3 separate regions of the Homo sapiens genome follow, and regions 1 and 3 are each linked to region 2. A link is an interaction called in ENCODE POLR2A ChIA-PET data of the cell type or tissue named here. Cell type or tissue: GM12878. All regions are shown on one strand.

What was found. ChIA-PET counts read pairs that join two places held together with the same protein. Peaks named below come from ENCODE experiments on the same cell type or tissue, not always from the same donor. Only the 100,000 strongest peaks of a DNase experiment are listed, where the experiment ranks them.
Region 1: POLR2A ChIA-PET joins it to region 2 with 10 read pairs; 4 of 35 experiments call an interaction of 5 or more read pairs at or near these places.
Region 3: POLR2A ChIA-PET joins it to region 2 with 11 read pairs; 8 of 35 experiments call an interaction of 5 or more read pairs at or near these places.

The regions. Positions count from the first base shown.
Region 1 is chr15:72,094,758-72,102,757 of GRCh38, forward strand. The region is part of intron 1 of MYO9A (myosin IXA); the gene reads right to left. Among named protein-coding and RNA genes, the nearest start is that of MYO9A, 19 kb to the right of the region's middle. RefSeq lists an enhancer at 7,311-7,821. In GM12878, no CTCF peak of the experiment used is centred here; no DNase peak of the experiment used is centred here.
Region 2 is chr15:72,233,091-72,241,090 of GRCh38, forward strand. No RefSeq gene overlaps it. Among named protein-coding and RNA genes, the nearest start is that of PKM, 5.9 kb to the left of the region's middle. RefSeq lists enhancers at 4,003-5,202, 4,413-4,632, cis regulatory regions at 4,015-4,135, 4,184-4,808, 4,943-5,029 and a silencer at 4,379-4,589. In GM12878, no CTCF peak of the experiment used is centred here; a DNase peak (open chromatin) is centred at 4,531; H3K4me3 peaks cover 626 bases; H3K27ac peaks cover 902 bases.
Region 3 is chr15:72,172,367-72,180,366 of GRCh38, forward strand. All of the region lies in intron 1 of GRAMD2A (GRAM domain containing 2A), which reads right to left. Among named protein-coding and RNA genes, the nearest start is that of GRAMD2A, 21 kb to the right of the region's middle. In GM12878, no CTCF peak of the experiment used is centred here; no DNase peak of the experiment used is centred here.

The sequences.
Region 1 (8,000 bases), 140 kb before region 2:
TCTCACCTCAGCCTTCTAAAGCACCTGTATTACAGGTGTAAGCCGCCACACCTAGCTTCAAACTTTTTTATTATTATATCTGTTATGGTGATCTGTGATCAGTGATCTTTGATGTTACTGTAATTGTTCTGAGGCACCAAAAATCATGACCATATAAGACAGTGAACTTAATCAATCAATGTTATGTGTGTTCTGACTGCTCCATCGACCAGCTGTTCCCTGACTCTTTCTTCTCGTTGGGCCTCACTATTGCCTGAAACACACAATATTGAAATTAGGCCAATTAATAACCCTACAATGGCCTCTCAGTATTCAAATGAAAGGAAGAGTCAAATGTCTCTCACTTTAAATCAAAACCTAGAATGATTAGGCTTAGTGAGAAAGGCATGCTGAAAACCTAGACAGGCCAAAAGCTAGACCTCTTGTGCAAAACAGTTTGCCAAGTTGTGAATGCAAAGGAAAACTTGAAGGAAATTAAAAGTGCTACTCCAGCGAACACACAAATAAGATAGCAAAACCACCTTACTACTGATATGGAGAAAGTTTTAGTGGTCTGGAAAGAAGATCAAATTAGCCACAACATTCCCTTATGCCAAAGCCTAATCTGGAGCAAGTCTCTACCTCTCTTCACTTCTATGAAGGCTGAGAGAGGTGAGAAAGTTATAGAAGAAAAGTTGGACACTAGCAGTGTTGATGCATGAGATTTAAGGAAAGAAGCCGCCTCCACAACATAAAAGTGCAAGGTAAAGCAGCAAGTGGTGGCATAGTAGCTGGAGCAAGTTATCCAGAAGATCCAGCTAAGATAATTGATGAAGGTGGCTACACTAAACAACAGATTTTTAATGTGACAAAACGGCCTTGTGTTGGAAAAATATGTCATCTAGGACTTTCATAATTAGAAGTGAATGCCTGGCTTCAAAGCCTCAAAGAACAGGCTGCCTCTCCTGCTAGGGGCTAAGGCAGCTAATGACTAAGCTGAAACCAATGCTCATTGACCATTCTGAAAATCCTAGGGCTCTTGAGAATTAACGCTAAATCAAGGCCAGATGTGGTGGCTCACGCCTGTAATCCCAGCACTTTGGGAGGCTGAGGCAAGCGGATCATCTGAGGTCAGGAGTTCAAGACCAGCCTGGCCAACATGGTGAAACCTCGTCTTTATAAAAAATACAAAAATTAAGGTGGGTAGATCACCTGAGGTCAAGAGTTTGAGACCAACCTGGCCAACTTGGAAAAACCCCATCTCTACTAAAAATATTAGCTGGGCATGGTGGTGGGAGCCTGTAATCCCAGCTACTTGAGAGGCTAAGGCAGGAGAATCATTTGAACCCAGGAGGCAGAGGTTGCAGTGAGCCAAGATCACGCCACTATACTCTCCAGCCTGAGTGACAGAGCGAGACTGTCTCAAAAAAAAAAAAAAAAGAAAAAAAAAAATTAGCTGGGCATGGTGGTGCAGGCCTGTAGTCCCAGATACTCAGGAGGTTGAGGTGGGAGAATCACCTGAACCCAGGAGGCAGAGGCTGTAGTTAGTTGAGATCACACCACCGCACTCCGGCCTGGGCAACAGTGAGATCCTGTCTCAGGGAACAACAACAACAAAATTACACTAAATCTACTTTGCCTTTGCTCTCTAAATGGAAAAACAAAGCCTGAATGACAACACATCTGTTGACAGTAAGGTTTACTGAATGTTTTAAGCCCACCGTTGAGACCTACTGCTCAGAAAAATAAGATTCCTTCAAAATACTACTGCTTATTGACAATGCACCTAGTTACCCAAGGGCTCTGTTAAAGATGTACAAGGAGATTAATGTTTTCCCACCTGCTAACACAACATCCACTCTGCAGCCCATGGATCAAGGAGTAATTTTAACTTTCAAGTCTTATTATTTAAAATATTTCATGAGGCTTTAGCTGCCATAGACAGTGATTCCCCTTATGGATCTGGGCAAGGTAAACGTAAAACCTTCTGTAAAGAATTCACCTTTCTGGGTGCCATTAAGAACATTCATGACTCGTGGGAAGAGGTCAACATAACATTAACAGGAGTTTGGAAGAGGTTGTTCCCAAGCCTCATGGATGACTTTGATGGCTTCAAGACTTCAGTGGAAGAAGGAATTGCAGATGTGGTGGAAACAAAGATAATTAGAATTTAAAATGGAGCCTAAAGATATGACTGAACTGCAGCAATCTCACAATAAAACATGAACAGATGATAAGCTGCTTCTTACTGATGACCAAAGAAAGTGGTTTCTTGAGATAGAATCTACTCCTTGAGAAGATGCTGAGAACACTGTTGAAATGACAACGAAGTATGTATAATATTACATCAACATAGTTGATAAAGCAGCTGCAGGGTTTGAGAAGACTGACTCCAATTTTGAAAAAAGTTATATTGTGCATAAAATGCTATCAAATGGCACTGCATGCTACAGACAAATCTTTCATTAAAGGAACAGTCCACTGATGCAGCATACGTCATTGTCTTATTTCAAGAAATTGCCACATCCACTCCAACTTTCAGCATCCACTATCCTGATTAGTCTGCAGCCACCACCATGAAGTAAAGAACCTCCACCAGCAAAAAGATTACAATTCAATGAAGGCTCAGATGACCGATGACCGTTAGCATTTTTTTAATATTTTCTAATCAATGTGTGGATATTTTTGTAGACATGGTGCTATTATACACTTTAAATAGACTATAGTACAGTATAAACATAAGTCTTATACGCAATGGGAAAACAAAAGTTTCATGTGACTTGCTCTACTGCAATATTCACTTTATTACAATATTTGCTTTATTGCAGTGGTCTGAAACTGAACTTAAATATATCAGAAGTATGCCTGTATATAAACTGGAGATCCAGAAAAAGAAAGACTGAGATGGTGAAACAAAAATATTTAAAAACTGGGAGGCCAAGGTGGGCGGATCATGAGGTCAAGAGATCAAGACCATCCTGGCCAACATGGTGTAACCCCATGTCTCTACTAAAAATACAAAAATGAGCTGGGCATGGTGGCGTGCGCCTGTAGTCTCAGCTACTCAGGAGGCTGAGGCAGGAGAATCGCTTGAACCCAGGAGACAGAGGTTGCGGTGAGCCGAGATCACACCACTTCACTCCAGCCTGGTGACAGAGCGAGACTCCATCTCAAAAATAAATAAATAAAATAAAAATTTTTTTAAAAAAAAGAAGAAACAGAAAAAGAAAGACCACTGAAACTATAAGATCATTTCCTCTGAAAACAATTAACTAGAAATCAGTATAAAAAAGATGAGTGGGCATAACAAATGTATTTTTCAAAGATGTCCACACCAGCATATACCCCATCCCACACATACTTTTACAATGTGACTTGACACTTTTCCCTATGCTTCCTCCTCCTCAAACATGAATGGAGCTCTGTAACTCTGGATCACCAGAATGCAGAAACAAGGCTAGGTCATAAATGGCAACATGGCTTCTATCTGGTATGCTCTCTCTCTCAGGAATTCCACTGACCATGCCCTGACAACAGTTAAAGTTTCATGGAAAAACCCACATGGAAGGGAACTAACACAGAAATGCCAAGTTTAACCACTCCTGAATTCCTAACCCACCAAAACTGTAAAGGATAATAAGCCACTAAGTTTTGGGCTTAACTGGTTATGCAACAATAGATAACTAACATACTAAAAATTGTCACTTATTTGGAAATTTTTAAATATACTCCTAAATAATATATGTGACCAATAAATGAAAAATATTTTGAAATAAATAACAAAACTACATTTCAAAACTTGTGAGATGCAATTAAAGCAATACTTCATGGGAAAATGTATAACCCTAAATAAGTATAATAGGAAAAAAAATTAGAGAGCTATCTATTCAGAAGATAAAAAAGAATTGCAAAATAAACCTGAAGAAAGTAGGAAGGAAATAACAGAAGTGATCAGGTGTGTGTGGTGCCACACACCTATAGCCCCAGCTAGCCAGGGGGCTGAGGCAGGAGGGTTACTTGAGCCCAGGAGTTCGAGACCAGCCTGGGCAATATAATGAGACCACACCCCCATCTCAAAAACAAAACAAAACAAAACAAAACAAACTGCTGTGATCATATTTTGGTTAGAAAAGAAATGATAAAAACGAAGAAGTGATAAGTAGAGAGAAAACAAAATAGTAAAGGCCATCAAAGCCAGAAGTTGTATTTAAAAAAAAAAACAACTATAAATTGGCAAACCTCTGGCAAAAATAATTAAGAAATTAAAAAGAAAAAGAGGCCAGACACAGTAGCTCACACCTGTAATTCCAATACTGGGAAGCGGAGGCAGAAAGATCATTTGAGCCCAGAAGTTCGAGATCAACCCTGGCAACACAGCCAAGACCTCATCTCTACAAAAACTCAAAAAGTAGCCAGGTCCAGGCCAGGGGCAGGGCCTCACACCTGTAATCCAGCACTTTGGGAGGCTGAGGCAGACAGATCAACTGAGGCCAGAAGTTCCAGACCAGTCTGGCCTACATGGTGAAACCTCATCTCCACTAAAAAATACAAAAGTCAGCTAGGTGTAGTGGTGCACACCTGTGGTCTCAGCTACTCAGGAGGCTGAGTCACAACAATCGCTTGAACCTGGGAGGCAGAGGTTGGCAATGAGCCGAGATGCTGGGCAATAGAGCAAGACCCTGCCCCAAAAAAAAAAAAAAAAAAAAGAAAAAAAAATTAGCCAGGTCTAGTGACACACACCTGTAGTCCCAGCTACTCAGGATCCTGAGGTGGTAGAATCACTCGAGCCTGGGAGGTCAAGACTGCAGCCAGCCGTGGTCACATCACTGCACTCCAGCCTAGGCAACAGCGAGACCTTGTCTCAAAAAAAGAAAAAAAAACCAAGGCTGGGCGCGGTGGCTCATGCCTGTAATCCCAGAATTTTGGGAGGCTGAGCGGGTGGATCACCTGAAGCCAGGAGTTTGAGACCAACCTGACCAATATGGTGAAACCCTGACTCTACTAAAAACATAAAAATTGGTCGGGCATGGTGGCATGCGCCTGTAGTCCCAGCTACTCAGGAGGCTGAGACAGGAGAACTGCTTGAACCCAGGAGGCTGAGGCTGCAGTGAGCCGAGATCGAGCCACTGCACTCCAGCCCTCCAGCCTGGGTGACAGAGCAAGACTTGGTCTCAAAAAAAAAAAAAAAAAAAAAAAAGCAAAGGATCAGGAATGGAAAAAGGGATAAAAACTAACATCAGAAATAACAGATTAGGGTAATCCCAGCACTCTGGGAGGTGAGGCAGGCGGATCACCTGAGGTCAGGAGTTTGAGACCAGCCTGGGCAGTATAGCAAGACCCCATCTCTAAAAAAATAGAAAAATTAGACAGGTGTGGTGGCTTGCACCTGGAATCCCAACACTTTGGGGTGCCGAGGCGGGCGGATCACCTGACGTCCGGAGTTCAAGACCAGCCTGGCCAACATGGTGAAACCTGTCTCTACAAAAAATAGAAAAATTAGACAGGTGTGGTGGCTCACACCTGGAATCCCAGCACTTTGAGAGGCCGAGGCGTGCAGATCACTCTGAGCTATAACAGATGTGAAGACTCAGTGCTCGGTGGTGCCCAGGCTGGAGTGCAGTGGCGTGGTCTCGGCTCGCTACAACCCCGTCTGGGAAGTGAGGAGCGTCTCTGCCTGGCCACCCATCGTCTGGGATGTGGGGAGCCCCTCTGCCTGGCTGCCCAGTCTGGGAGGTGAGGAGCGTCTCCGACCGGCCGCCATCCCATCTAGGAGGTGAGGAGCGCCTCTTTCCGGCCGCCATCACATCTAGGAAGTGAGGAGCGTCTCTGCCCGGCCGCCCATCATCTGAGATGTGGGGAGCACCTCTGCCCCGCCGCCCCGTCTGGGATGTGAGGAGCACCTCTGCCCCGCCACGACCCCGTCTGGGAGGTGAGGAGCATCTCTGCCCCGCCGCCCCGTCTGAGAAGTGAGGAGACCCTCTGCCCGGCAACCACCCCGTCTGAGAAGTGAGGAGACCCTCCACCCGGCAGCTGCCCCGTCTGAGAAATGAGGAGCCTCTCCGCCCGGCAGCCACCCCGTCTGGGAAGTGAGGAGCGTCTCCGCCCGGCCAGCCGCCCCGTCCGGGAGGGAGGTGGGGGGGGTCAGCCCCCCGCCGGCCAGCCGCCCGGTCCGGGAGGGAGGTGGGGGGGGTCAGCCCCCCGCCCGGCCAGCCGCCGCGTCCCGGAGGGAGGTGGGGGGGTCAGCCCCCCGCCTGGCCAGCCGCCCCGTCCGGGAGGGAGGTAGGCGGGTCAGCCCCCCGCCCGGCCAGCCGCCCCGTCAGGGAGGGAGGTGGGGGGTTCAGCCCCCCGCCAGGCCAGCCGCCCCGTCCGGGAGGGAGGTCGGGGCATCAGCCTCCCGCCCGGCCAGCCGCCCCGTCTGGGAGGTGAGGGGTGCCTCTGCCTGGCCGCCCCTACTGGGAAGTGAGGAGCCCCTCTGCCCGGCCAGCCGCCCCGTCCGGGAGGGAGGTGGGGGGGTCAGCCCCCCGCCCGGCCAGCCGCCCCGTCAGGGAGGGAGGTGGGTTCAGCCCCCCGCCAGGCCAGCCGCCCCGTCCGGGAGGGAGGTCGGGGCGTCAGCCTCCCGCCCGGCCAGCCGCCCCATCTGGGAGGTGAGGGGCGCCTCTGCCTGGCCGCCCCTACTGGGAAGTGAGGAGCCCCTCTGCCAGGCCAGCCGCCCCGTCCGGGAGGGAGGTGGCGGGGTCAGCCCCCCGCCCGGCCAGCCGCCCCGTCCGGGAGGGAGGTGGGGGGGTCAGCCCCCCGCCCGGCCAGCCGCCCCGTCCGGGAGGTGAGGGGCGCCTCTGCCCGGCCGCCCCTACTGGGAAGTGAGGAGCCCCTCTGCCCGGCCAGCCGCCCCATCCAGGAGGGAGGTGGGGGGGTCAGGCCCCGCCCGGCCAGCCGCCCCGTCTGGGAGGGAGGTGGGGGGGGTCAGCCCCCCGCCCGGCCAGCCGCCCCGTCTGGGAGGTGAGGGGCGCCTCTGCCCGGCCGCCCCTACTGGGAAGTGAGGAGCCCCTCTGCCAGGCCAGCCGCCCCGTCCGGGAGGGAGGTGGCGGGGTCAGCCCCCCGCCCGGCCAGCCGCCCCGTCCGGGAGGGAGGTGGGGGGGTCAGCCCCCGACCGGCCAGCGGCCCCGCCCGGGAGGTGAGGGGCGCCTCTGCCCGGCCGCCCCTACTGGGAAGTGAGGAGCCCCTCTGCCCGGCCACCACCCCGTCTGGGAGGTGTGCCCAACAGCTCATTGAGAACGGGCCAGGATGACAATGGCGGCTTTGTGGAATAGAAAGGCGGGAAAGGTGGGGAAAAGATTGAGAAATCGGATGGTTGCCGTGTCTGTGTAGAAAGAAGTAGACATGGGAGACTTTTCATTTTGTTCTGTACTAAGAAAACTTCTGCCTTGGGATCCTGTTGATCTGTGACCTTACCCCCAACCCTGTGCTCTCTGAAACATGTGCTGTGTCCACTCAGGGTTAAACGGATTAAGGGCGGTGCAAGATGTGCTTTGTTAAACAGATGCTTGAAGGCAGCATGCTCGTTAAGAGTCATCACCACTCCCTAATCTCAAGTACCCAGGGACACAAATACTGCGGAAGGCCGCAGGGTCCTCTGCCTAGGAAAACCAGAGACCTTTGTTCACTTGTTTATCTGCTGACCTTCCCTCCACTATTGTCCTATGACCCTGCCAAATCCCCCTCTGTGAGAAACACCCAAGAATTATCAATAAAAAATAAATAAATTTAAAAAAAAAAAAAAAAAGAAATAACAGATTAGGTGGTTCCATGGTGTAATGGTGAGCACTCTGGACTCTGAATCCAGAAATAACAGATATATCAGAAAGCCAATCAATACAATCAACCACATCTCAAAAAAATCCAAGAAAATTCAGTAGTTATACACGTCTCTAATGGAGTCTTGGCAAAAGAAAAACAGAAGCTTCCTTGATTCGATAAAAGGTATCTACAAAGCCTACACCATGCTTAATGAGGAAAGGTTGAAC
Region 2 (8,000 bases):
GACAGTTCTAGAAATGCTGTCCACGAGCCTCTGGCAGAGACAAATCCAGCGAATCGTTGCTCACATTAGGTGCATAGTAGGCCGGGTGCGGTGGCTCAGGCCTGTAATCCCAGCACTTGGAGGCAGAGGCGGTAGGATCACGAGGTCAGGAGATCGAGAGCATCCTGGCCAACATGGTGAAACCCTGTCTCAACTAAAAATACAAAAATTAGCCGGGCATGGTGGCGGGCGCCTGTAGTCCCAGCTACTCGGGAGGCTGAGGCAAGAGAATCGCTTGAACCCAGGAGGCAGAGGTTGCAGTGAGCCGAGATCGCGCCACTGCACTCCAGCCTTGGCAACAGAGCGAGACTGCGTCTCAAATAAATAAATAAATAAATAAATAAATAAATAAATAAATAAACAAACAAGTGCATAGTAAAAATTTGTCACACTGAAGGTAATTTTCTTTTTGCCGATAAGTAGCACAGTATAGAAGATCAAGCTTGGAGGCCTGGTGCCAGCCATTGGCTCACGCCTGTAATCCCAGCACTTTGGTTGGCCGAGGCGGGCAGATCACGAGGTCAGGAGATCGAGGCCATCCTGGCTAACACAGCGAACCCCATCTCTACTAAAAATACAAAAAATTAGCCGGGCGTGGTGGCATGCACCTGTAGTCCCAGCTATTCGGGAGGCTGAGGCAGGAGAATCGCTTGAACCCGAGACGCGGAGGTTGCAGTGAGCCGAGATTGTGCCACTGCACTCCAGCCTGGCTAACAGCGAGACTCTGTCTCAAACAAACAAACAAAAAAAGATCAAGCTTGGGTTCCATCATACCTTAGTTCCAGTTCCCTATGACCAAATATTGTAATTTAATGTGTAGAAGTCCAGTTCCTCAAAAGTAAATTGAGGACAATTTACTTTTATGGTGGAGTTTGATGATGTATGTGAATGATTCCAACACTGCCCAATAGGCATCCTCTTTCTTTGGGAATTGACTAGTCCTGGAGGGCTGTCCTTGTGACACACACACACACACACACACACACACACAGAAGTTTTCATCCAAAGTTCCTTGCTTATAACTCCCACAGCTCTTGTTAGTCTTTTGTTTATAATGTTGGGGGCACTTTAGGCTCAGAAGCAGGCCTCAGAGAACAGAATTCTCTCTCTCTCCCTCTCTGGCCTTCTTCTGCCTTCCTTTCACCTGTTCCTTTTCCCCCAAGGCAGAAATCTTCCCCCAACTTTGTGTCTTGGAGCTGGCTATAAATAAGTTATTTGTCATATCTTTTCTGATTGTAGGTTGCAAGACCCCCATTTCAGAAGGGGTCCTGCCCTGTACCTTGGAGGAAGGGATGCTGCACAGAGGCCAAGACAAATCTCGACAGTCCTTGCTGGGTTCCCTCACTCAGTCTAGAGTATCACTATGAGATCATACCTTTTGGTCCAAGCATATTTCTACATGGTTATCAATCATGCCTATCCAAGGAAGTTTTCATAAAAGGCCTACGAGGACATGATTTGGAGGGCTTTCAGATAGGAGGTTCCTGGAGGATGCCACTCCCAGGGAGGGCATGGAGCTTCCAGGCCCCTTCCCCCATACCTGGCCCTGTGCATCTCTTCATCTTTATTCATTATAATATCCTTTGTAATAAACCAGTAAATGTGTTTCCCTGAGTTCTGTGAGCCTCTGTAGCAAATTGGTTGAACCCAAAAAGGGGATCATGGGAATCCCAAATTGAAGTTGGTCGGACAGAAGTTCTGGAGGCCCATACTAACTACTGATGTCCAAACCAGGGGCATTCTTGGGGACTGGGACCTCAACCTGTGGGATCTGATATTATCTCCAGGTACAGTGCCAGAATTGAATTGGAGGACACCCAGATGATGCCCGCAGCAGAACTGATTGCCTGTTTGGTGTGAGGGCAAATCCCCCACATATTTGGTCACAGAAGTCTGTGTTGATTGTTGTAGTGGTGGCATGAGAACAGAGGAAAAATACAGTCTGAGTTGGCTTTTCCACAAACACCTTCTGACCAGAGCCAGAATGTTTTCCTGAATTTAAGCTTGCCCTTCTCTGGACCATCACTCCTTTGACCCAGTAACAGGTCGGGACTACAGGAAACTGGGGTTGCTGAAGGAGGACACAGGCTTCTCCCCCTAGAGCCAGCCCTTCCACTGTGTTCCTGGACTTGACCAGGATGGGATGGGAAACTGCTAGGTTCACTGGATTTGGGTGTGAGTAAAAGTGGAAATTGGTATGTTTTCTGTTTGGATTCTTGACCACAGAATCTGCAGTTTAATGGTTTAACTCTCTAAAATCATTGGGAGTCCTTGGAGAAGGGGTGGTAAGTGTGTCAACAAACTGTAATGAACCTAATCCTGGAGCCTAAAGACAAGCTTTGGCCCTGATGAAGAGGGTGAGATTACAGGCTTTACATCAATTATGTGACATCTTAGCCTCTATCTGAAATGGCAGTGTTCTCTCAGGACAATACAATTTCCAGGGCAGCCTACCACGCCCGGCCTCTATGTGAAATTTAAAAATTAGCCAGGGCCAGGCTTGGTGGCCCACGCCTGTAATCCCAGCACTTTGGGAGGCTGAAGAGGGCGGATCAACTGAGGTCAGGAGTTCGAGACCAGCCTGGACAACATGGCGAAACCCTGTCTCTACTAGAAATAGAAAAAATTAGCCAGGCGTGGTGGCGGCTGCCTGTAATCCCAGCTACTCAGGAGGCTAAGGCAGGAGAATCACTTGAACCCAGAAAGCGGAGGTTGCAGTGAGCTGAGATTGTACCATTGCACTCCAGGCAGGGCGACAAGAGGGAGACTCCATCTCTAAATAAATAGTATGTAGAGATGGGGTCTCACTGTTGCCCAGACTGGTCTCAAACTCCTAGGCTCAAGTGATCTGCTTGCCTCAGCCTCCCAAAGTGCTGGGATTACAGGTGTGGGTCACTGCACCGAGCCCAGGTGAACTTTTTTGTTTTTTTGAGACACAGTCTTGCTCTGTCGCCCAGGCTGGAGTGCAATGGCGTGATCTCAGCTCACTGCAACTTCCGCCTCCCGGGTTCAAGCGATTCTCTTGCCTCAGCCTCCTAAGTAGCTGGGATTACATGCACCCGCCACCATGCCCAGCTAATTTTTGTATTGTTGGTACAGACGGGGTTTCGCCATGTTGGTCAGACTGGTCTTGAACTCCTGTCCTCAGGTGATCCACCTGCCTCGGCCTCCCAAAGTGCTGGGATTACAAGCATGAGCCACTGCCCCCAGCCTGAACTTTTTTTCTAGGTCTTCCTTCAAACTCCTACAATTTCTTCAGGCCTATGAGGGTGGCATATCAGTTTCCCCAGACAAATCCTGGAAGATAAAGTTAGACTTTGGAGTTAGGGATAAAGAGAACAGGCTGTCTGTGTGGAAAGGGCATGCTTCATGGAGGAGACATTCAAGCTAGGCATGGAAAATTGGTTAGAATAGAGATAGGTATGGCAAGGCCATGGTGTGGGGGGTGGCCATGGGGAGGGACAGTTAAACAAATACTGAGTGTTTTCTGAATGCAACTGTGTATCTAGGTTTCCCCAGGCTCCTGCAACCTCATCAGTGCTTAGAATGGAAGGGAGAAGCTTAAGGAGTCCTTGGTCACTCTGATGGAAGTATAGTCTTAGCCAAGGTGACCCTGTCAACCAATGTGACCTCCAGCAGTCTTTCTCCAGCCCAGAAATGCTGGGCTCACTGGACAAAGCCCCGTTAGAGTGATCTAATCCTATCCACCAAGCAACTCCCTTCGAGGCCCTGTGCTCTTTTTTTCCCTGTTAAGTGTAGCCAGAGCTCAGGTCCCCAAAGATGCAAGTGGCACTATAAACAGACCCTATCCCCCCAAAGTAATCTGCCTGGATATACTTTGGCACTTTCCATCCCAAGGAGAGGCAGAGACTGGAGCATCCTGACACATGGCATATGGGGATGAGATGGGGCATCAATCAAGATTTGGAAGAACAAGAAGGCATCAGTGAAGCCCTGATCAAGTGACTCCCTCCCAAGGAGCCCTCTGGCTTCAGTTCCACCAGTCTGCTTTTTCCCTGACACACTTCCACTCTCCACCTGTGTCTGCCCTTGCTCATTGGCTGCCAGCTAATCTGACCCACTTATCCCAGGAAGGACAGCTAGGACTGAGGAGACTTTGGGTCTTCTCCTAAGCAAAATAATTTTTAACTTAAAGAGTGGCATCTCTGGCTCACTGTGAGAGGAGGAGAGGTCTGATGCATTTGTGGCAAGTCCTGTGCTCCAAAGGAGCCAGTGAATCTTCAAATGAGCTGCAGCCTACCTTATTCCCACTTCTCCTGGGGTAGGAGGGCTCTACAAGGAATTACACGATCCATAGAGCTTCCTCTACACCACTCCTGAATTAGTCCCAGAAGCTGTGGCATCCCTCAGACCTCCATCTCAGAATCCATCCTGTGAGAAGCTGGTAAGAAACCCAGTAATGACTCAGCACCAGACTCTTCTCCCCTCTCCCCACCAGCCAGAATGAAAGGCAGAATCGAGCAGGCTCCTCCCCAATGGATGGCCACATCCTCACCACAAACTGAGTCATGGTCACACCCTGCCTGATGGAAAATTACCAGGAGGAGGGAAACGGAAGGTTAAACTCCAGGGGTTTGTAATTTCTCAACCTAAAAATCAGATAAATGTTTGAGGTGATGGATACCCCATTTACCCTGATGTGATTATTGTTCATTCCATGCCTGTATCAAAATAACTCAAGTAACCCATAAATATATATACCTACTATGTACCCACAAAAATAAAAAATAAAATAAAAATAGCCATCTACTCTGTACCCAGAACTAATGAAGAAAATAGTTCTTTTCCTGACCCTAGTCCTAACCAAGCATGTCTAGGTCTATGAAGTGAGACTGCTTGAGCCCAGGACTACATGAAAAGTAGGAGGCCGCTGTCAACCTGTATGTATGGTATTTGTAATAGGCTTGGCCCTGTGGAGGATGCCTTGTTGCTCACACCTGGGTTTCACAGGCTCCAGCTTCCCCACCTCCAGAAGAACCAGGCCTGGGCAGAGAAAAGGGGCAACTTTACCTCAATTCCCCCTCCAGGCTGTGGGAGGATTCCTCTCCAGAAACTCAGGGTCCCACCCAAGTTTCCCTACAATGAAGGCATTCTTGTTGTTTGTGGGGTTTTAATTATATTTGTTTTACCTCATATATGTTAAGATATTATCATTTGTGGCTTCTAAACTTCTTAGATCCAAAAAGTCCTATTGCTTTTCTGTGGCACTATGAAATGATGTATTTAACTTTATTACAATTTTATTGGCATAAAAAGATTATTATACAGATGATTTTTTTTTTAAAGTGACACCCATAAGGCTAGCTCAGCTATTTGAGTTTTTCTGGTAATATACACCATTTGTTCCTTCTCATTCCATCATTTGCTAGTACTGCTATATTGGATGTCAGTGATACAGAGAAACTATAAGAAATGCTTACGACTGAGAAAAATCTATTAACAATCTTTGAAATTGAACAGAAATGTTGTTATACCATTTGAGTAGCCACACACCAAAGTTCAGTTGCTGGAACATCAGTGAGAACAGTTGGAGACCATCTAGGATAACAGAGTGGTTAAAAGAACTCAGGTTCTGGAGTTGGTCAGATCTAGTTAGAAACAGCACTGGCTGCGCACAGTAGCTCATGCCTGTAATCCTAGCACTTTGAGAGGACTGCTTGAGGCTAGCGATTCAAGACCAGTCTGGGCAACATAGCAAGATCCCATTTCTACAAAACAATTTTTTTTAATTAGCCAGGCATGGTGGCACATGCCTGTAGTAATAGCTACTTGGGAGGCTGAGGCAAGAGGATCACTTATACTCAGGAGTTGAAAGTTACATGAGCTATGATCACGCCACTGCACTCCAGCCTGGGTGACAATGAGACCAAGTCTCAAAAAAAACCAAAAAGCAAAACTTAACATTGCCAATAACCAGCTGTGGGACCTTAGATACATTATTTAAGATCTCTGAAGAAAACCTATCTTCCAGCTTTGTTGTCAGGATTAAATGAAAAAATATTTGTAAAGTTTGAACACTTTTCAGCATAGAACCAGAACAGCAATCTGGAGTCAGGCTGCCTGTCACTAGCTGTGGAATATGTTACTTATGCTCTGTGCCTCTGCTTTCTCATCTACAAAATAGGAATAATCACGCCTACTTCATAGGCTTGTTCTGAGAATTACGAGTAAATATATGTAGAGAACTTATAATACTGGCTGGGCGCAGTGGCTCACACCTGTAATCCCACTACTTTGGGAGGCCAAGGTGGGTGGCTCATCTGAGGTCAGGAGTTCGAGACCTGCCTGACCAACATGGTGAAACCCCATCTCTACTAAAAATACAAAAAATTAGCTGGATGTAGTGGTGCATGCCTATAATCCGGCTACTCGGGAGGCTGAGGCAGGAGAATCACTTGAACTCAGGAGGCAGAGGTTGTAGTGAGCCGAGATCACACCACTGCACTCTAGCCTGGGCAAAAAGAGTGAAGCTCCATCTCAAAAAAAAAAAAAAAAAAAAGAAAAGAAAAAAGAAAATTTTTAATACCAAGCACACAGTAAGTAATCCAAAGTGTTAGCAAATTATTAAAGTGCTTAGCATAATGTCAGCACCTTCTTAGTAAAAACTAAAGAAAAGGTCAGCTATCTCTAATACTACAGAGATGGGCACAAAGTCCTCTCAGGAGGCAGGTATTTCAGTCAGAGTGGGCTCAGTGATGAGGTCATTTACTTGGTGAAGAGGTTATTTCCTAGACCTGAAACCAGAATGGGAGAAGAGGGCTTAGGAGACTTGTAAATTAGAATGTGTTAGTGTTGATCAAGAATGAGCAAAGTTTAAGAAACAGCTTCTAGAGGGATGGACCTTAAGAATGGTACTTGCATGTTAAAGCAGGTCAGGAACTGAAAACCAGGGTAAGATACCCAGGCAAGAAGGTACCTCTAAAGTACGGTGAAGGTGATGAAAGACAACAGGTAGCCTAGAGTGTGCTTTGTAAATCAAGCTATAACAGATTAAAAAACCCTATCCTTGAAATGCCAGGCTTATTTAATGCTTTTTGTATTCTCTGTGCTTATATTCCTGTTTTTCTTCATTAATATTTCATAAAGTATATAATCCCAGCACTTTGAGAGGCTGACACAGGCAGATGGCTTGGGCCCAGGAGTTGGAGACCAGCCTGGGCAACATGGTAAAACGCCATCTCTCCAAAAAGTATGGAAATTATCCATGTGTGGTGGCACCTGCCTGTGGTCCCAGCTACTTGGGAGGCTGAGGTGGGAGGATCACCTGAGCTTGGGAGGTCAAGGCAACAGAGTAAGACCCTGTCTCAAAAAAAAATTTTTTTTTCACAAAATATTTGGAAATGTCCAACTGACACAGCTATGCTTATAACTAAGGATCTGGGGCACATGAAGCACAGCCTGAAAGGCCAGCAAAAGGCTGAAATGGGAATTTCAACAGGGAGAAGAAAAAATTCACTACAACAATTAGGCTTCCTAGAAAGAGCTGCCTTCCTTTACCACCTTACTAAACTTGGTGAAATTGGGTTGTTTCATTAAGTGAAGCTGCATTCCCTTAGGATGTCTTTATAGATTTCGACTTAGAGACAAACCCCACTTCCTGCTCCCACCAGTTCTCCCCTAACCTCACTTACCCTGAAGAAACAGGTTGGAGGAGAAAGAGAGTAGGGGTCCAGTTCCTGAGATATAGAGCAAGGGAGACTGGGCAGGTTTGTGCAGAAAGCAATAGGCCCTAAAGGCAGTAAATCTTAGCTGCTCTGGCCTCAATGGCCCTTTTAAATTTTGACTAATAGTCATTAGTGGTATTCTATATTCTCGGTTTGTTTCATCTGCATAACTGATAAGTTTCCCTTTAATCCACTGATTAAAAAGCTGACACATCTGTAGTATACTACAATAAATGGACACAACTTTGATACCATGCAACATAAACAGTCCCAATC
Region 3 (8,000 bases), 61 kb before region 2:
CCTCAGCTTCCCAAAGTGCTGGGATTACAGGTGTGAGCCACCATGCCTAGCCTTTTTTTTTTTTTTTGGAGACAGAGTCTTGCTCTGTCACCCAAGCTGGAGTGCAGTGGTGTGATCTCAGCTCACTGCAACCTCCGCCTCCCAGGTTCAAGTGATTCTCATGCCTCAGCCTCCCGAGTAGCTGGGATTACAGGTACCTGCCATCACATCTGGCTAATTTATTTATATATATATAAATTTTTTAGCAGAGATGGGGTTTCATCATGTTGACCAGTCTGGTCTTGAACTCCTGATCTCAGGTGATTCACCTGCCTTGGCCTCTCCAAAGTGCTGGGATTACAGGTGTGAGCCACCATACCTGGCCTGTAAATTCTTTATTGAGAACGTTAATCCTTAGTTTATCATTTTTGTGATGTTTTCCCCAGTTTGTCGTTTCTCTTTTGTCTGTGGTATTTCTGCTGTGCCTGTGTGTAATTACTGCATGGGAGATTCCATCTATTTCTTCCATGTATGTTTCTCGCTTGGTCTCAGTCCTCTCACAGGACAGGCCTGGGGGGAGTAGATATGCAAGTCAGACCACTGAGCCATTACAGCGTGGGCCTGGCAGTGAATCCATGGGGCCGCCAGGGAAAAATTCTGTGGGCTCAGCTCTGAAGAACCTGCATCCCAGACTGAAGGATGGATGAGGGATAGAACGGGATGACAATGGGAAGGAGCTTGGACAGTGCTTTCAGAGGCAGGGAGCCTGTTGCTTGAGAATGTGAGTCAAATTCTCAGGACTGCAGGAGCTCAGAGGATGCACAGATCCCTGGGAACTGAAATACAGTGGGGTTCCTAGAGAAAAGGAAGCTGAGCCTTAGAAACTGGGTATAATTATAATCTTGCATGGATTATCTAATCTTGCATAGATAACCATGTCTTTGCATGGATTCTAAACCAAACACATCCTTAGGTTCAAATGTGACTGTCTCAGGGAGAGAAGCCTTCCCTCAGCCCTCCCCCAGCCTAGGTGAGTAGTCCCTGCTTCAGATACTCACTCACAGCACCCTGATCGGAAGTCTCTGCTCAGCATCTGTCACACTGTGTCTGTGTGCCATGACTGTGCATCTCCAGGGGCTCACAGACTCTGCCTGGTCCTTCATTGAATCCCCTGAGTCCAGTGCTGAGCATGCAGCAGGCGCTCACGACAACTCCAGGGAGGAGCTTTCCTGCCTTCAGACCAGGCTCAGCCACCAAACCCGGCCAACTTTCAAGTCTCTTTAAATTAAAAGCCAACTCCTGGCCAGGTGTAGTGGCTTATGCCTGTAAGCCCAGCACTTTGGGAGGCTGAGGCAGGTGGATCACCTGAGGTCAGGAGTTCAAGACCAGCCTGGCCAACATGGTGAAACCCGATCTCTACTAAAAATATATAAATTAGCTGGGCATGGTGGCGGGCATCTGTAATCCCAGCTACTCAAGGGGCTGAGGCAGCAAAGTCGCTTGAACCCGGGAGGTGGAGGTTTCAGTGAGCCGAGATCACACCATTGCACTCCAGTCCAGCCTGGGCGACGAGAGTGAAATTCTGTCTAAAAAAAAAAAAAAAAAAAAAAAAGCCAACTCCTTTACACATGATCAAGAGGATGGTTGCAAGCCATTCCTTTCTGTTTGCCCACTGAAGCCAGTTCCTCCTGTCTCTCTGCTGATAATGCTCTTGGCTCAGAGACCCTGCCTATGGCCAAAATGAGTAAACCTGCCGCGCTCTCAAAACGATCTTCAGTTCACTTTCCACTCAATAGTGGTGTCTTCTCCCCTGTAGTGTTTATTTTGACGAATGAAAATAAAGAAATGGGAGTAGTGCCACCTGAAGAAGTACAGGGCAGACTGGTCACTGAGCACTCACCAGCAGAACCACTCAGGCAGGGGACACCCAGTGACCAGCTGGGCCCTGACCCAGAGGGCCAAGAAGGAGGCTTCAAGAGCACAGGGCTCAGCCTGGTCCCCCACCCTGCAGGCAGCCGCTGTAGACTCTACTCACAGACTTTTTGTCGCGCTAGGTGTTCATGCCCTGTGGGTTGTGAACCACATCTCCTCCCGCTCTGTCCCATCCAGTCCCGTCCCATCCCCATGCCCCAGCTGTGGAATTCATGTCAGGAGTCCTGGAAGCCATAAAAAACTACCTAATTTCTGTCAGGAGAGGTATGGAGCAGGGGAGTGGCAGTGTTTTGACATTAAAGGAGGTACAAAAGATTGGAAATCCTCCGATGAGGCCCTTCCCCTGGCTGAGCATGGTCTGAAGGCAGGAAGGCCCCTCCCTAGAGGGCACAGGAGGTGTCTGCCTGCTCTCCAGCCCCATGCAGCAAAAAATACTCCCTGAGCTTTTCACATCATGAGGCAGGTAGGGAGCTCCCCAGCCTGAGAAGCTGCCAGAGGGCAGGGATGGCACCAGCACAGGGAGATGTCAAGAATGGGGAGACAGGGCAGGAGAGGAGGGGGCAATGAGTGGGAGCCCAGATACACAGGAGTCTAGGGGCCTCGTGGTGCACCTGACACAGGCATTCTGCTCTGCACACCTCCCCCAGGCTCCAAATACCCACACCAGGCAGTCACTCCCAAGTCTACCTCTGTAACCTTGACACCCACACCCTCCCGAGCTTCACCCCCTGCCATCTAGACGTGTCCATGCATGTAATCTCAGTAGCGGCCCCCCAAACCCACTTCCTCCTTGGCATCCAATGTCTGTGAAAGGCTCTGTCTCCCCACAGTTACCCAGGCCAGAATACTCCACTCATTCTTCTCCTCACCTCCACAGCCAATCAAGCCCTCAGGTCCCCCCCAAGATAACCCATAAAACCATCTCTTTTCTCATTCCCACTACACCACGCAAGCCCAGGCCACAATCCTTTTCCCAGATGCTGGCAACAGCTCCCTGACCAAAACTGCCTCCGGCTGTGCGGGTACACACTGCCTCTCTCCCACATGCACACTGCCCAGAGGGCCAGCTGGGGCCCGGGTCTGATCCTGCCACTCTCCTGCTGATGCTCCTTCTTCACTTCCCGTCACTTCTTCAGCTGGCCTCCCAGACCTTCCTGCTTTCCAGCCTCATCGCCCGTCATTCCCTCCCCTGCAGTACAGCCCAGCACCTTCACTTCTATGCCACAGCAGCCCTTCACACCTGCGTGCTTTGCCTGCATACCTGCTTACCCTTCTCATGCTTATCTACCTGGGGAGTTCCGGTCATCTTTCAAGCCCCAGGTGAAACGTCACCACCTCTGTGAAGCCTTCCTCAGTTTCCCCCAGCAGAGGGGCTCATCCCTCTTCTGTGGTCCACTGTCGCTTCTTGCAGGCTGCTGCCCCAGCACTTACCACACCAGAGTGTGCTTGTCTGTTTACACATCTGTGTCCCCCAGTTGACTCTGAGCTCCAGCAAGGGCGTGTCCCGTACATCTCTGTATCCCCAGCATACAGCCAGCACCCAGTGTTTGCTGAATGAATGAAGGAGAGACAGGGAAAAAGAGATAACACCCCAAAAGGGAGAAGCAGAGGAAAAAGCAAGGCAGTAAGAGTGAGGGGGCGCAGAGAATGACACACCCAGCAGGAAAGGAGGGGACAGGCTGGACAGGAGCTGATGGGGTCCCCCACAGCAGGGCCCTTTCCTCCAGGAGCTCTGGTTCGGTACCTCAAGGCACTCAGCCCAGGGTGGCTGACTGATCAAAGAGGAACTCAGGTGGGAGGTAGGAGGCCCAAGCAAAGAATAAAGGGTCTGGGCAGGATGGGGTATTTGGGTGAAAGCACAGGCTGGGCCCCTCCTGTCTCCAGTGGGCTGCACACACCTGGGCGGGCCATGCCCTGGCAACACTCCCCCAGCCTTCCCAGCCCTTCCTAACCACAGGGCAAACCTCCCTCCAGTACTCATCCAAGCCTCTGGCAGTGGCCAAGCCTGTGGCTGATGCTGAAGCACAAATCTCAGCCGGGCCTGCGTGGTCACAGGCAGGGCCTTCCCCACAGCTGGGGTGGGGTGGTCCCCTTGGGCATCTCCTCCTCCAAGGAGGTGACCGCACTCTCCCAAGCTGACTTCTTGTGGACCCTGTGGGTCCTGCCAACTCTTCTCAAGGCCAGGCCAAAGACAGCTCCACCCTTTTGTGCAGCCAGCCAGGACGCTCAGCCCCAGCGAGCTCCAAGCAGAGACCTGAAAACACCACTGTTCTCTTCCAAACAAAAACACATCATGGCAACAGGCCCCGACAGTACAAACCCAGAAACCAGGGAAATAGCCATCCAAGGACAGGAAGCTTCGTGGACATCTGTCCTGGATAAAACTTCGCAAACTGGGGCTCAATAGGCTGGACCTGGGACTCTTCCCCCCAGTGGCTGCTCCAGATCCCCCGACAAGGTCTCTTCACTCCACCTGCACTTCTCACTCAGCTCACCTCCTACTTCAGGGGGAAAGGACACTCTCCTTTTAACTCTAAAGTGTAGCCGCTGGGTGCACATTAGAATCACCTGCAGTGCTTTTTTTTTTTTTTTTTTTTTTTTTAAGAGATGGAGTCTTGCTCTGTTGCCCAGGCTGGAACACAGTGGTGCAATCATAGCTCACCACAGCCTCAACTTCCTGGGGCTCAAGTGATCCTCCTGCCTAAGCCTCCCAAAGTAGGTGAAACTACAGGTGTATGCCACCATGCCCAGCTATTTTTTAAAAAATTTTTTTATAGAGATAAGGTCTTGCTCTGTTGCCCAGGCTGGTCCTGGCCTCAAGCAATTCTCCCACCTCGGCTTTCTAAAGTGCTCGGATTACAGGCATGAGCCACTGTGCTCAGCCTGCAGTCCTTTAAAAAAAAAAAAAAATGATGCCTGAGCTCTGTCTCAAACCAGTTAAATCAGAATATCTGGGAATAGCATTTAAATAACTATAGATTTCTTAAATTGTTGTTGAAGTATTATTTACATATAGAAAAGCACATGTTAAGTAAATGTACAATTCAATGCATTTCACAAACGAGTACACACCTGGGAACCAGGCCCCCAGAACTACCCGCTGCTTCCTCTGGTTTCACTGGCCACACCCTCCTGGCCATGGATAGCCATCATCCTGACTTCCAGCACCACAGAGTGCTTTTGCTGCTTTTGGGACTTTAAATGAACAGAATCATACCATACATACTCGTGTATGTGTCTGCTTTTACTCAGCAATGCATTTGAAATATGGATAGACCACAATTTATTTATTCGTTTTACTACTGATGGACATTTAGGCAGTTTCCAGTTTTTGCCTCTTATGAAAGTGCTATGAAAATTGTAGTACCAGTCTTGTGCATGCAAGTATTCACTTCCGTGGGTAAACACTTAGGATTAGAAGCTCTAGGTCATAAGGCAGGTGTATGTTCAGCTTCTTTTTTTCTTTTTGAGACAGAGTCTCACTCTTTCACCGAGGTTGGAGGGCAGTGGCATAATCTCAGCTCACTGCAGCCTCGACCTCCCAGGTTCAAGAGATTCTCATGTATCAGCCCCCTGAGTAGCTGGGATTACAGGCGTGTGCCAACACGCCCAGCTAATTGTTGTATTTTTAGCAGAGACGGGGTTTCACCATGTTGGCCAGGCTGGTCTTGAACCCCTCACTTCAAGTGATCCACCCGCCTCGGCCTCCCAAAGTGCTGGGATTATAGGCGTGAGCCACCGCACCTGGCCGGCTTTAGCTTTTAAAGGCTCCCAGGTGATTGTAAACCCCCAGCCAACTAAGAAACCATGGGAAGAATCCTGCCCCCACCCCTCCTTTCTTTGTGGCTTCTCTCCAAGGCCAATCCACCTGCCTGGGCTCTGAAACTGGGGTCCTGACCCTCCTGAGCCTTCTTCACCCTGGCCCTCTTGAGTTTCAGGAACTTCCTTGACAAGGCAGGGAACCCCACTGTCAATAAGCTTTCCTTCATCTGTTTAAGGCCTGGGGGCCCATTTCCTAGGTTGTACCACAGAAGTCACAAGACCAGCTTTTCCAGGTGGCAGAGGCCGGCTCTGAACCACACTGTGTCCTTCCCGAGAGACTCCCTATGTGCTCTCAGGGCCACAGTCCTCACACACAGTCAGAAACTGGGTGACAAGACCTTTCCTGATGGCAAACTAGGATTCTGTGGAGAGAGGCAGGCTTATTATCATCAATGTGCTGAAACTTGAAGATAAAAGGTAATTTCCTTCTTTTGCAAAAATAATGTCATTATTGCTGTCTTGCACTTTCTTTTTTTTTTTTTTTTTTTTTTTTTGAGATGGAGTCTTGCTCTATCGCCCAGGCTGGAGTGCAGTGGCGCAATCTCGGCTCACTGCCAGCTCTGCCTCTGGGTTCGTGCCGTTCTCCTGCCTCAGCCTCCGGAGTAGCTGGGACTACAGGCGCCCGCCACCACGCCCGGCTAATTTTTTGTATTTTTAGTAGAGAAGGGGTTTCACCGTGTTAGCCAGGATGGTCTTGATCTCCTGACCTTGTGATCCGCCCGCCTCGGCCTCCCAAAGTGCTGGGATTACAGTTGTGAGCCACCCGGCCCGGCTGTCTTGCACTTTCATAGAAGCTGTACCTCCCTTTTTATTTTCTCAGATGACATTCCATATCTAGGACAACTGCTTTGTCCTTTCCACTGACTGGAGGAGGGGAGAAAAATCCAATAATCGAGTCTCATACTGAGTGTAAGGGGGTGAGGCTTAGTGAGTTGGGGTCCCACTCAGCTCCCCTGGCAGCGGGCTCCAGAGGGGCGGGAACTCAACCTCATCACAATCCCTTCTTCCAGGAAGGGTTCTGAGAACACCCAGGCCGGGAACGGGCTTGCTCTCCCATCACTGCCTGTAGCAGCTTTGAGATGAAGGGGGGATGTGGAGGGCCAGAGGCCTATCTTCCCAAGACCTACCAAGTGACCCTGGCCACAGCCAGCGGAACCATGGTGTGCTCCAGGCCCAGGAAAAGCCATCACAAGCTGACCAGCAGCCTCTTTAGAGTGAAAAGATGAGCCGGCCTGTCAGATTCCCTTCCTAAGGAATCCTAACTGGGAAATCCGAGATGTGGAGGTATGCAGCCAGGAGGGAACAGGCGAGAGAGAGCCAGGTAGGTGCGAGCTGCAGCTACACTAGAGCTGAACCTCTGGGTGCCCCCGGAGACTGGCTCTAGAGCGAGGGAAGAGGGGGCAGGAGGCAGAGAGAAGCAGGGGGCCATGGGCCAGGCCTCCAGTCTAGGAGAGCACGAACTGGCTCCCCTAAGATGCCCATTAACTCCTGCATTTGTGTCTCCACAAAATGGCAAACAGAGAAAAAAATTATCCCCTCTGTGACCTGCAGATCGTCAGGGCTACTGTGAGGATCTGCAAGAGGTCTTGACTCAGTCTGGGGTGGGGCTGGGGACACCCATAACCCTGCCCATTGAGCAGGACGTCCCCGACTAGCACTGGTGAGCGCTGTGTTAGCCTCTGTCCCATCACATCCTTGAAGGATACCTAGAGGGGCATCTACCCACGGCAAGTGAAGACAGGGGTACCACTGGGCCTCAAAGGCACCCAGAAAGCTCCATACATGTCCTCCATGCCTGAATCTTTCCACTGGGACTACAGTCCAAGGAACCAGCCGCGGCAAGGCCCTCTCTACACCTGGGCCACACCCAGTGACTGCCTCCCACCACCATGGGCTCGGAGGCACGACCCAACTTCAGCTCAGGCCCAGCCTCCCTTTCTTCTCCTCCCTCCACCAGAGGTTAGAGGCCAGCAATTGCTGCCCCCTCCTGCCCAGAGCTCAAAGGCCTGTGCAGTGAGAACAGTCGCCACGGAGACAGACAGGGACAAACAGCTAAAACCGGGAAGCTTTCCTCCTGGGGATATCCAGGATTTCCTACAAAGCATAGGCCAAATCACAGAGCCGGCTCTGCAGAGAGTGCCCTGCCGGCTGCTGGCTTCGTCCCATCATGCCCGCTGCTGGAGCGGCATCTATTTGAGCTGGCACCCCCGGGTCTGCTCATAGACCACTTTTTCTTGGCAGGCCACTTGGGGCTTGGCCATTTCCAG